3 separate regions of the Homo sapiens genome follow, and all the other regions are linked to region 2. The links are chromatin contacts, found by Hi-C or POLR2A ChIA-PET in ENCODE. All regions are on one chromosome and are shown on one strand. The core of a region is the stretch at or near the end of the contact, and the rest is flanking DNA. Distances in the headings are between cores, read along the strand shown.

Evidence for each region. Hi-C counts contacts between places; a loop is a spot of excess contacts on that map. ChIA-PET counts read pairs that join two places held with the same protein, here RNA polymerase II (POLR2A). Pooled maps may share reads with other maps.
Region 1: a map of cardiac septum shows a loop between it and region 2 (9-fold over the local background). The contact joins the enhancer-like site here to the promoter of PPP1R15B in region 2. A Hi-C loop is called at or near these places in 2 of 168 maps with a recorded cell type or tissue (cardiac septum and sigmoid colon) and 8 of 50 pooled maps. POLR2A ChIA-PET finds 5 or more read pairs at or near these places in 1 of 52 experiments (B cell).
Region 3: a loop to region 2 is called in a pooled map, with 9 times the contacts of the local background. The contact joins the enhancer-like site here to the promoter of PPP1R15B in region 2. A Hi-C loop is called at or near these places in 1 of 168 maps with a recorded cell type or tissue (naive thymus-derived CD4-positive, alpha-beta T cell), 12 of 37 single-sample maps with no recorded cell type and 13 of 50 pooled maps. POLR2A ChIA-PET finds 5 or more read pairs at or near these places in 1 of 52 experiments (activated CD4-positive, alpha-beta T cell).

Annotation. Positions count from the first base shown.
Region 1 is chr1:203,264,528-203,268,859 of GRCh38, reverse strand. LOC124904486 (a long non-coding RNA gene) reads left to right here. Exons shown (of 2, transcript XR_007066798.1): 2 at 1-1,746. Among named protein-coding and RNA genes, the nearest start is that of LINC01353, 20 kb to the left of the region's middle. Within about 2 kb of position 1,384, at least 35 of the 41 ENCODE cell types and tissues checked have a DNase peak (open chromatin) inside an H3K27ac peak, as active enhancers do; they include B cell and sigmoid colon, where a contact is called at or near this core.
Region 2 is chr1:204,410,076-204,414,420 of GRCh38, reverse strand. PPP1R15B (protein phosphatase 1 regulatory subunit 15B) reads left to right here and starts at 2,604. Exons shown (of 2, transcript NM_032833.5): 1 at 2,604-4,345. The coding sequence starts at 3,010. RefSeq lists enhancers at 2,317-2,366, 2,377-3,076, 3,337-3,486, 2,793-3,627 and a silencer at 2,412-2,858.
Region 3 is chr1:203,319,515-203,323,292 of GRCh38, reverse strand. No RefSeq gene overlaps it. Among named protein-coding and RNA genes, the nearest start is that of BTG2, 16 kb to the right of the region's middle. Within about 2 kb of position 2,177, at least 24 of the 41 ENCODE cell types and tissues checked have a DNase peak (open chromatin) inside an H3K27ac peak, as active enhancers do.

The DNA of each region.
Region 1 (4,332 bases), core at 135-2,634, 1.1 Mb after region 2:
CACCAACATGGGGTAGACGTCAGGAAGGAGCACGTTTTTATAGGACAGAGCACACTTCTCCAACTGGTTTGACTGCCCTGTTACAATGTCCTCTGCAAGCCATCATTCTGTAGGATTCCTGTTTTGTGTGGATTCTAGAAACCAGTGAAATATTCAGAGGTGTTAATAGCATCAAGATTTCATTGGTTCTTTCCATTCTTTTTATTTTTATTTTTTGAGATGGGGTCTCAGTCCCTGCCCCAGGCTGGAGTGCAGTGGCACCATCACAGCTCACCACAGCCTCAACACCCCAGGGCTCAGGCGATCCTCCTGCCTCAGCCTCCTGAGTAGCTGAGACCATAGGTACGTACCACCATGCCTGGCTAATTTTACATATATACACATATATGTGTGTATATATAATTATATACGTATATATACACATATATACATATATAATTATATACATATATACATATATACACACACATATATGTGTATATATATACACACATATATATGTATATATACACATATGTATATGTGTGTGTGTGTGTGTGTATATATATATATATATATATATATATATATATTTGAAGAGACAGGGTCTCCTTACGTTGTCCAGACTGATCTTGAACTCCTGGGCTCAAGCGATCCTCCTGTCTCAGTCTCCCAAAGTGCTGGGATTACAGACGTGAGCCACCGCGCCTGGCCAGCTTTTTCCGTTTTGAGTAGAGACGGCAAGAAGCGCCCCACAGCTTGCCCTTGCTTCGGAACTCGGGGTTGTGAATCAGTCAGGATAGAAATTAATGGTGCAGTGGGAATAAAGAGGAATGTTAGATGATCTCGCAGGGGTGGGGGAGAACCCAAAAAGAAAGAACGAACGTGAAGAAGCCTAGCTCTCCGAGACTGGGGTTCAGTCCTTGCTGGAGAAAGTGCGTTGCAGCCCATTGAGGGCAGAAGAGTTCTCTGGGTTGTCCCTGGACAGAACCGGGCCACAGTCAAGAGAGCGAACATTGTGGGGAAGAGAACGGCAGGCCACGGCTCAGGGGCTGGAAGCCCCCTGCTGGGGTGCCCACAAAATTCCTCCGGAAGTTGCTGTTGGGGGATGCGCTGAACTCATGGCAAAGCCACCTAGGACTCACGCAGAACTTGCTGGGAAGCTGCCCCCGGGGAAGTGCGCATGCGGGACTTCGCAGGAAACTGGCTGGGTCAAGTCGGCTCCACCAGGAATCCACCCAAGACGGTGCGGCTGAACTCGCCACTGGGAAACTAAGTGGGACACCCACAGAACTAGCCGTGAAGATGCCTGCGGAAGTGCCCTGAAACTGAGCTGAGAACCCCGGGGGTTCAGAGTCCCGAAAGCAAGTAGGAAGGAAAGCTTAAAGAAACCGCAAGAGAAGTCTCTTCTTCTCTCTGTCCTCTAGCGCCCTCTACTGACACAGTTTAACACTGTGCCCGCTGGCAAGGGAGAAACGTTTGGAGCCAGAGAGTAATAAACTGGTAACTGGTACAGGATGTTAGCCAACTCCACTGAGGATGGGAGAGCTCTTCTATAAGCCCTTTTTGAAAAATAGTACTTGAGGACATAGTCCTGCCAGCTAAGAAACGAATCAAAATAAATAATTCAACAGAAAAAATGTAAAAGAAAAGGCAAAGAACAATCAAATCAATAAAACTAAATGAACGAAATAATTATAATTAATATAATATGAAACTAATCATTATTATTAAAATTAAATATAATAAATATTTCATGATTATAAATTGGGGTTTTTGTATCACAATTTACTTTGACAAAAACTGGGAGGTAGCAAAGAAAGAGTATACTATTAATAAAAAGTGAGAGGTGGCAAAATAGTATGCATGTATCTTATTGATCGATATGGCCTTATTCTTGATGTTAAGACATTTAGGCCGGGCGCGGTGGCTCACGCCTGTAATCCCAGCACTTTGGGAGGCCAAGGCGGGCAGATGGCCTCAGCTCACCAGTTCGAGACCAGCCTACGCCACACGGTGAAACCCCGTCTCTACTAAAATACAAAAAATTACCCGGGCCAGCCGCCCCTTCTGGGAGATGGGGGGGCGCCCCCGCCCGGCAGCCGCCCCATCTGGGAGGTGGGGGGCTCCTCTGCCCGGCCGCCCCGTCTGGGGGGTGGGGGGCCCCTCTGCCGGGCCGCCACGTCTGGGAAGTGAGGAGCCCCTCTGCTCAGCTGCCACCCCGTCTGGGAGGTGTACCCAACAGCTCATTGAGAATGGGCCATGATGACGATGGCGGTTTTGTCGAATAGAAAAGGGGGAAATGTGGGGAAAAAGAGAGATCAGATTGTTACTGTGTCTGTGTAGAAAGAAGTAGACATAGGAGACTCCATTTTGTTCTGTACTAAGAAAAATTCTTCTGCCTTGGGATGCTGTTAATCTATAACCTTACCCCCAACCCGGTGCTCTCTGAAACATGTGGTGTGTCAACTCAGGGTTAAATGGATTAAGGGCGGTGCAAGATGTGCTTTGTTAAACAGATGCTTGAAGGCAGCATGCTGGTTAAGAGTCATCACCACTCCCTAATCTCAAGCACCCAGGGACACAAACACTGCGGAAGGCCGCAGGGTCCTCTGCCTAGGAAAACCAGAGACCTTTGTTCACATGTTTATCTGCTGACCTTCTCTCCACTATTGTCCTATGTCCCTGCCAAATCCCCCTCTCCGAGAAACACCCAAGAATGATCAATAAATACTAAAAAATTAAAAAAAAATTAGCCAGGCGTGGCAGCGTACGCCTGTAATCCCAGCTACTTGGAAGGCTGAGACAGGAGAATCACTTGAACCTGGGATGCGGAGGTTGCAGTGAGCCGAAAGCATGCCACTGCACTCCAGCCTGGGCGACAGAGCGAGACTCCATCTAAAAAAAAAAAAAAGGAAGTTAAGAGATTTTAAAAATAAAAGGTATCAGCCAGGTGCAGTAGTTCACCCCTATAATCCCAGCATTTTGGAAGGCCAAGGTGGGAGGATTGCTTGAGCCCAGGAGTTTGAGACCAGCCTGGGCAACATATTGAGAACCACCCCCCACCCCCATCATCTCTACAAAAAAGATAAGTTGCCGGGCAAGATGGTGCGTGCCAAGCTGGTAGTCCCAGTCCTCGGAGGTTTGAGCCCAGGAAGTCAAGCCTGCAGTGAGCCAAAATTGAGTCACTGCACTCCAGCCTGGGCAACAGGGAAAGAACCTGTCTCAAAAATAAAAAGATAAAAAATAAATAAAAGTTATCCATCCGCTAATAGAATAAAAGCTGAATGGAAAATTCCCAAGAACCTAGAGAGAAAGAGTAAGAAAAAAATGGATTAATATAGCAAAAGACAAGAAAATAATAAAGAGGAACAAAAGATATATAATGTGTAACATAAAATTACAGTAGGTAAATCATGCTAGTAATGATAAGCAATGTGAATGTTTTTATAACACAGGTTTAAAGCAAAATATTTTTGAATGGTTACAAAATAATAATATAGGCAAAGATATACAAAGTAGATGAAATTTACACAAAAAACAGAACGTAAAATTTAAGACAAAAAAGCAATGGCTGGGAAATAGAAGGCATAAAATATTCACCATGTGTTTATAACCATTATAAACCTTAAGACATTAAATAATGCTATCTCAAAAGATAAAATGTGAAATATATCAAAAATTCAGGAGTTGCCTAAACCACAAATCATATAGGAGAAGAGAAATTTTTAAATACTGCTCTCAGCTGTCGAAGATTGAGTTTTTGAAAGAATAAACTAAGATACAGAAATGGCAGCTTCTGGCAATAGCAAATTAGCTAATTTGGACCAACCCTCCTGCTAACGACAGTGAGGTGAGCTGAATGCTTGCTTGAAAGCATAGGAGCCCTGACAAAATAGTACAGAATCCTGGGCTAAGATCCGGAAGAAAGCGGATATCCTGACAGGTGAGCTGCATTTGGGCCACTTTTGACCTAACAATATTTGCCAATCAAGAAAAGACAGCTGAGAGGTTGAACATTATTCATGAGAGCCACATGGGGTTAGGGGATAAAAGTTGGAGTCTCCGGGCACAGTGGCTCACGCCTGTAATCCCAGCACTTTGGGAGGCTGAGGCGGGTGGATCACAAGGTCAGGAGTTCGAGACCAGCCTGACCAACATGGTGAAACCCCATCTCTACTAAAAATACAAAAATTATCCGCATATGGTGGCGCATGCCTATAATCCCAGCTACTCATGAGGCTGAGGCAGGAGAATAGCTTGAACCTGGGAGGCGGAGATTGCAGTGAGCCAAGATCACACCACTGCATTCCAGCCTGGGTGACAGAGCGAGACTCCGTCTAAAAAAAAAAA
Region 2 (4,345 bases), core at 1,355-3,854:
TTTCTTGGCTGAGAAACAGCATGAGTAAAGGCAGGAAGCAAGGAGTACAGGTAAGTCCAATGTTCCTAGAATATAACATGCATGAAGACAAGTGACAGAGGAGGCTGGAAGAGTACAGTGGGAGGGCAGGCTGCATAGAGCCTTTATTCTGCAGGCAATGAGGAAACAACTGAAGACTGTAAAGCAGAACCACACAAGAATATTAGCTAATCTTTGTGCTCCTACTCTGTCTAGGCTAGGCACTGAGAAAACTTAGTTTTCTTACCAATCCATTGAAAGAGGAATTACTAGCCTCACTTTACAAGAAACAGGCTTCTGGTAACAAATTTGCCTACTTGGATCTGTATTATGAAACTGACCTCTATTATTAATACATTTTTCTGAAGTTCATAGGATTGAGATTTTCCAGAGGTATGGATAATAATACAGGATAAACAACAGAAACTGAGGTCCTCTTGGCTTCCTAGAAAGAAGTGGTTGTGCCGAACGTGGTGGCTCACGCCTGTAATCCCAGCACTTTGGGAGGCTGAGGCGGGCAGATCACAAGGTCAGGAAATTGAGACCATCCTGGCTAACATGGTGAAACTCCGTCTCTACTAAAAATACAAAAATTAGCCGGGCGTGGTGGCATGTGCCTGTAGTCCTAGCTACTAGGGAGGCTGAGGCAGGATAATAGTTTGAACCCAGGAAGGCGGAGGTTGCAGTGAGCAGAGATCACACCACTGCACTATATCCTGGGCAACAGAGCGAGACTCGTCTCAAAAAAGAAAAAAAGAAGTGGTTGTTCCTTGAACAGGCCCAGTAAGGCAGGAGGAGCTGCTGGTCTCCTCCCAGCTCCCTAAAGATTTTTCTGCTGTCCCTAGTGCTCATAACTGCCACCCTCCCTCTGTAATTGGTACTTGACTTCAGGGGTATCTATTACAGAGTTTTAGCAGAAATAAAGAAATGAACTAAGACCAAACTCACAAGAGATAATCAAATACAGCAATTAAAATTACCAGCCATTTTTTTTTTCAAAGGATAGTGGTCCATGTTTCCTTTTTGGCTGTTGTATTCTGTGGTTCTGGTTGCTAAGGAAGTATTAATAAATATGAATTGAATATGTTGCCTGCTTGGAAGCATAAAAGAGAGTAAATAGTTCTGGGGACTGAGCTGCTTCTCTGTGAGTTTAGTTTGCCCCACACCAGACATGTATGTACGCAGCACTGCCCAACTTTTACATAAGATCTCAGGTTGATGGTCTACATAGTACTGAACAATAGGAGAACCCTGAAATATCTGTCAGGCTGGGCGCAGTGGCTCACGCCTGTAACCCCAGCACTTTAGGAGGCCGAGGCGGGCAGATCACTTGAGCTGAGTTTGAAACCAACCTGGGCAACACGACGAAACCCTGTCTCTATAAAAATATGCAAAAATTGGCCGAGCACGGTGGCTCACGCCTGTAATCCCAGCACTTTGGGAGGCTGAGGCGGGCGGATCACAAGGTCAGGAGATCGAGACCATCCTAGCCAACATGGTGAAACCCTGTCTCTACTAAAAATACAAAAAATTAACTGGGCGTGGTGGCACACGCCTGTAGTACCAGCTACTAGGGAGGCTGGGGCAGGAGAATCGCTTGAACCCGGGAGGCGGAGGTTGCAGTGAGCCGAGATTGCGCCACTGCACTCCAGCCTGGCGACAGAGTGGGAATCCGTCTCAAAAAAAAAAAAAATTTAGCTGGGCGTGGTGGTGCGAGCCTGTAGTCCCAGCTCCTCGGGAGGCTGAGGTGGGAGGCTCACTGGAGCCCAGGAGGTTGAGGCTGCAGTGAGCCGAGATCGCACTACTGCACTCCAGCCTGGGCGACAGAGCTAGACCCTGTCTCAAATAAATAAATAATAAAAATCTAAGACTACGATAACCCTACAGTTGGCCCGCGGGGCATTCAACCTTCCATGGATTGAAAATATTCGGGAAAAATAAAGATAATAAAACATAATACAAATAAATACAGTATAACAACTAGTTCCATAGCACTTGCATTGTATTAGGTATTATACTTAATCTAGGGGATGGTTTAAATATCTGGGAAGGTGTATGCAGGTTATATGCAAACACTATACCATTTTACATAAGGGACTTGACCGTCTGCGGATTCTGGTGTCTACGGGGTCCTGGAACTAATCCCCATTTCATGAGAGGGGATGACTGTACACACGTCAGTGTGTATTAGGCCATCAAAACGCCTCCGGGAAATTCTCGGGTTATTTTGAAAACCCCTCCCCTCCCCAAGACCTTTAACCTAGAGGGCTGTTGGGGCGGTCTCCTAGGAGACCACACAGAAACGACTGCGCATGCGTGCATTCCCCCCCCCCCCCCCCCCCCCCCCCCCGCCCCGGCTGATGCAACCTCACGCTGCCGTGCGGCTCTACCTCGAGTAAGGAAGCCGACAGGGAAATCTGGCAAAACCAATCGGCGGCCACACGGAAGTGGGCGGAAAGGCCCGCCCCCCGGGGATTTTGCGAGTGACGTTGGGCGGCGCGGCGCTAGGGACGTAGACGCCCAACAGTCCTGCGTCTCTTCCGGCGTCTAGGGGGGTGTCCTGCCGGCGCGCGGGCCCTGCGGCCATTTTGGGCTTCGCTTCCACCGCACCAGCCGGCCTACCCAGTCCTTCCGGTATCGCGTTGCTCAGGGGCTTTTCAACCCTCTGTCAGTCGGAAAACCATCGCCGAGGCCGTGGGGGGACTCCTATCCATGGTGTTGAAGCGTCGAGCCGACTAGGGAACCTCCTTCCCCGCCAGGATGGAAGTCGCATCAGTCGCCGCCTATTGCGCGGGCTGTTCTTCCCTGTGTTCTGCCGCCCGCTGCCGCATTCGCTGCCCTCTGTGGCTTTTCTGCTGGCTCGAAGATCGGCCTGGAGCAGCGACGCCACCGCTGGGCAAGGCCGAGACTCTGTAGGCTTCCTCCGAATCCCGTCGACCTCCAGCCGCTGAGCGCCGCGGCCCTACCTGAGAGACTGTCAAGAAAAAGGAGATGGAGCCGGGGACAGGCGGATCGCGGAAACGGCTTGGCCCTCGGGCGGGCTTCCGGTTCTGGCCACCCTTTTTCCCTCGGCGATCGCAAGCAGGCTCTTCTAAGTTCCCGACGCCTCTTGGCCCGGAAAACTCCGGGAACCCCACACTGCTTTCCTCTGCCCAGCCCGAGACTCGGGTCAGTTACTGGACGAAACTGCTCTCCCAGCTCCTTGCGCCGCTCCCCGGATTGCTTCAGAAGGTGCTAATTTGGAGCCAACTTTTCGGTGGAATGTTTCCGACCAGATGGCTAGATTTTGCTGGAGTCTACAGCGCCCTGAGAGCCCTGAAGGGACGGGAGAAACCAGCCGCCCCCACAGCGCAGAAATCTTTGAGTTCGCTGCAGCTCGACTCCTCAGACCCCTCGGTCACCAGTCCCCTTGATTGGCTAGAGGAGGGGATCCACTGGCAATACTCGCCCCCAGACCTAAAATTGGAGCTTAAGGCCAAGGGAAGTGCTTTGGACCCTGCAGCACAGGCTTTTCTCTTAGAGCAGCAGCTGTGGGGAGTGGAGCTGTTGCCCAGTAGCCTTCAATCCCGTCTGTACTCTAACCGGGAACTTGGCTCTTCGCCCTCTGGGCCTCTAAACATTCAACGCATAGACAATTTCAGTGTGGTATCCTATTTGCTGAACCCTTCCTACCTGGACTGCTTTCCTAGGCTAGAAGTCAGCTATCAGAACAGTGATGGAAATAGCGAGGTAGTCGGCTTCCAGACACTAACCCCAGAGAGCAGCTGCCTGAGAGAGGACCATTGTCATCCCCAGCCGCTGAGTGCAGAACTCATTCCGGCCTCGTGGCAGGGATGTCCACCTCTTTCTACGGAAGGCCTACCAGAAATTCACCATCTTCGCATGAAACGGCTGGAATTCCTTCAACAGGCTAGCAAGGGGCAAGATTTACCCACCCCTGACCAGGATAATGGCTACCACAGCCTGGAGGAGGAACACAGCCTTCTCCGGATGGATCCAAAACACTGCAGAGATAACCCAACACAGTTTGTTCCTGCTGCTGGAGACATTCCTGGAAACACCCAGGAATCCACTGAAGAAAAAATAGAATTATTAACTACAGAGGTTCCACTTGCTTTGGAAGAAGAGAGCCCTTCTGAGGGCTGTCCATCTAGTGAGATACCTATGGAAAAGGAGCCTGGAGAGGGCCGAATAAGTGTAGTTGATTACTCATACCTAGAAGGTGACCTTCCCATTTCTGCCAGACCAGCTTGTAGTAACAAACTGATAGATTATATTTTGGGAGGTGCATCCAGTGACCTGGAAACAAGTTCTGATCCAGAAGGTG
Region 3 (3,778 bases), core at 928-3,427, 1.1 Mb after region 2:
CTTGCCTGCCAGACTGATGGCTGAAAACTCAAAACCATAAAAATGGGTTTCAAGCTGCCAGCTGCAGCTGGCCCCATGCTAGACCCAGATAACAACCTCTGGACTCCAAGGCCAGCATGGATCCACATCAATCCCTCACATTCAAATAGCACCATAATCTCAACAAGTGCTTTTACATCCTGGCCCACCCCCCTGGATATCTTTGAATTTCATCCTAGGAAACAGTCAGTGCTCCATTTTCTTTCCCCCAGGGAGTTGTCACAGGAGAAGCCTATTGGTCAAGCAGTAATTATGACAGAGATTATTTTCCTTTTGTGAAAACAAGAGAAGCCACTGAGACCTAAGCCTCCACCCTGAGCAGGCTCCAGTAAGGAAGTGGGTCACAATGAACACAAGGAGTTCCTGTGTTTTGTACCAGGGCTGGGAAGTCAGCAGCTGAAATTCCTGATTAGGGTGAAGCAACCCATCTGGCTGGCCAGTCTGTATTGAACTGGGATTTCTCCAATTGGAGTGAGACAAAGGGTAAAAGAGAGGCTTCCCTAAAGCATCTAGACTATCTAGTCTCCTCAGTCCCTCTTGCTTCAGCTTCATGTCCAGGTACTGTGTTAGATGCAGATGCTGTGTGAATGTTGGGCAACATCAGAGGTGATCTCTAGGACCTTATATTTAAATTGAAATATGACATATACACAAAAAAGAAACCCATGGAAGACACACAGTGGGAGGGAGCAGTGGCTTCTTGCTGTAAGAACTCAGCAGGTTTTTAAAACATCACCTAACATTAGGATGAATGGCAATGATTTCACAGAGGAGAGGTGATCTGAGCTTGGGCATAAGAGATGTGTAAGACTGGGATGTCAGACTGCTTATCTTATGTAGGCTATCTGCAAAGTGAACTGTGGCTTTGTGTAAAAGTTCCTAGAATCCAGAAGACAAGAGCACTAAGCGTGACAAGAAGAAACATAAGAAACCCTGGGTTGTTTGCTATAATTTTTCTTGTTTATTCAGTCAGTCTTGGATTCAAGCCTGACTGCCAGTTACTAGCACTGTGCCCATAGGTAATTTTGCTTAACCTTCTGAGCCTGTTTCTTCCTCTACAGTCTAAGGGTAATAATGTCAATGCTATAGAACTGCTCTGAGGAGGCCAGGCATGGTGGTTCAAGCCTGTAATCCCAGCACTTTGGGAGGCCGAGGCAGGTGGATAGCGTGAACTCAGGAGTTTAAGACCAGCCTGGGCAACATGGTAAAATCCTGTCTCTATAAAGAATATGAAGATTAGCTGGGTGTGGTGGTGCACGCCTGTAGTCCCAGCTACTCCGGGGGCTGAGGCAAGAGGATTGCTTGAACCCGGGAATTTGAGGGTGCAGTGAGCCAAGATGGTGCCACTGTACTCCAGCTTGGGTGACAGAGTGAGACCTTGTCAAGGAAAGAGAAAAGAGAGGAGAGGAGAGGAGAGGGGAGGAGGGAAGGGAGGGGAGAGGAGGGGAGAAGTGGGAGAAGAGGGGAGAAGAAGAGGGGAAGGGAGGAGAGAGGAGGGGAGGGAAGGGGATGAGGGAGGGAAGGAAAGAAGGGAAGGATCACACATACATAGACAAGTGTATCATTTCAACTGGATTGGAAAAACTGCAACAAACCAAAAATACTGTCCTGCCTTCTTGGGAAGAGTGGCCAGGGGGAAACCCGTGACAGTGTCTCTGCACCAAGCTGGCTGGATTTGGGGACCTTGGTGAAGGTGGGGAATGTGTAGCTGTTTCAGGTCTCAGGTAAGGAAATGGAGGCTTTGCCAAGGTCTCGCTCTCCACTCCTGGCCTTTGCCTGGGGAGGCAGTGCCATCCATTTCATGGCAGGTAGACAGTGGAGGTAGACCCAGTACTACCTGGGCTTCTCATGTAGAGATTAGAGTCCAGGGAGGCCTGAGGTCATTGGGGTGACCTGACCCCACCCTTTCCCCCCTGGAAAGAATGGAGGTTGGGAGCTTATGAAATGACCTCTTCCAGCCTGACCGAACAGAAGTGTCTGCCCTGCTCAGGAGGCCTTCTTCCTCCCTCGTCCCCTAACTGTTTACATGCTCTCAGAAAGGCAGGTGTCAGGAGGCAGCTGCTGCTTGTGGTTAGCTCCCCCTAGATACAGGAGCGCCAGCCTTCCCCACACCCACTGCCATTGGCTAACAGGAAACCAAAACAGACTCCCTCTCTCCACCCTCAGCCACCCCAGCCAGTAAATAGAGAGTACAGGAAACACCTGGAGGAGCAGGCAGCTGGCAAGGGAACATTCTGCCCACGAAGAAAGGGTTTGCAAGGGAGTAGCTAGGCTGGGGAGGAGCTGGGGGAGGGGGGTCAGGGGCTTAATTGCACTTCTCATGGCACCCACCAGCTGCTGGGAACTAACAGCTGAGTTGCTGAAATGCACCATCCTCCTCTCAGTCCCCCACTAACACATACACAGTAAAGGGATCATCCCTGTCTAGCACCAGCTTGCCTTGAGTGAGAACAAGAGCAATCATACAGGAAAGACTCCTCAGAAGGCTTTGCCTCCTTAGCCTCAGCCAGAGCTTCTGAACCTCTGTGGACCATGTAAAAGTAAACCCGTGGTTCAGGCATGAAGACTGAATCATCAGTCTTCATCAGCCCACGTGATGTAAAAGCCCGCCCATGTAATGTGAAAGCTCATTCCAAAGATAAGTCTTCAGTTATTTCCAAACTTACCTAGATCTCCATCTGTGTCTGCCTATTTACTGCTTATGATTTCAAGTTGTTGAGGTTCAGGGTAGAACTGACTTCACCAACATCAAATGAAGCCCTGCCATCAGCATCCAGCATCCACCCAAGAACGTGTTCACTGGTGTGTAGACTTTGTGCCGGGAACCATGTATGCAGGCTGGCTTAGCTTACAGAGCTCCTTCACTCCCTCTTAGGAGACTCCCAAATAGAGCACTTTTCCTTTTAGGTTTAGAGTGGGAGGATGGAGGGGTGGTGAGGAGGGGACACTTGCCCCACAGCTACCTGAGGACCACACTGTAGTTTGTTCAACCCGTATCTGTCATCCAATGGTCAGTGTACTTAGGCCTGCTCCGTGCAGAATGGTAGACAAGCACATGGAGGTGAAAAAGGAAATAGAAATGATTCCTGCCATGGAGGTGTGAGTGACGACAGTTGGAGAGGGGAGAAGGGCTTGCAGAGCCACCAGACGTCAACTCAAAGCAATGTGCTGCCGGGCCCGGTGGCTCACGCCTGTAATCCCAGCACTTTGGGAGGCCGAGGCCAGCAGATCACTTGAGGTCAGGAGTTTGAGACCAACCTGGCCATTGTGTTGAAGCTCTGTCTCTACTAAAAATACAAAAGTTAGCCCGGTGTGATGGCACGTGCCTGTAATCCCAGCTACTTGGGAGGCTGAGGCAGGAGAATGGCTTGAACTGGGGAGGCAGAGGTTGCAGTGAACCAAGATCACACCACTGCACTCCAGCCTGGGTGAAGGAGCGAGACTCCATCACACACAGACACCCACACACACACACACACAGAGCAATGTGCTGACTGTGTTTGCTATAAAAGTGTGAACAGTAATAAACTATGTGTATACATCCTTAAGGAGTTCTGAAGTAAGAAATATGTCATAAAGATGTGAGCAGTTTTAAACCATATGCATGAATGCTGGAAACCCCTGAGGTAAGAATGTATATAGAGGACAAGTGGAATTATTCAGGGAAGGCATCCTGAAGAGGCAGTGGTAAGGGAAAACAGCATTGATGCTGGAGACAGGCGCACATAGGTTTTAAACC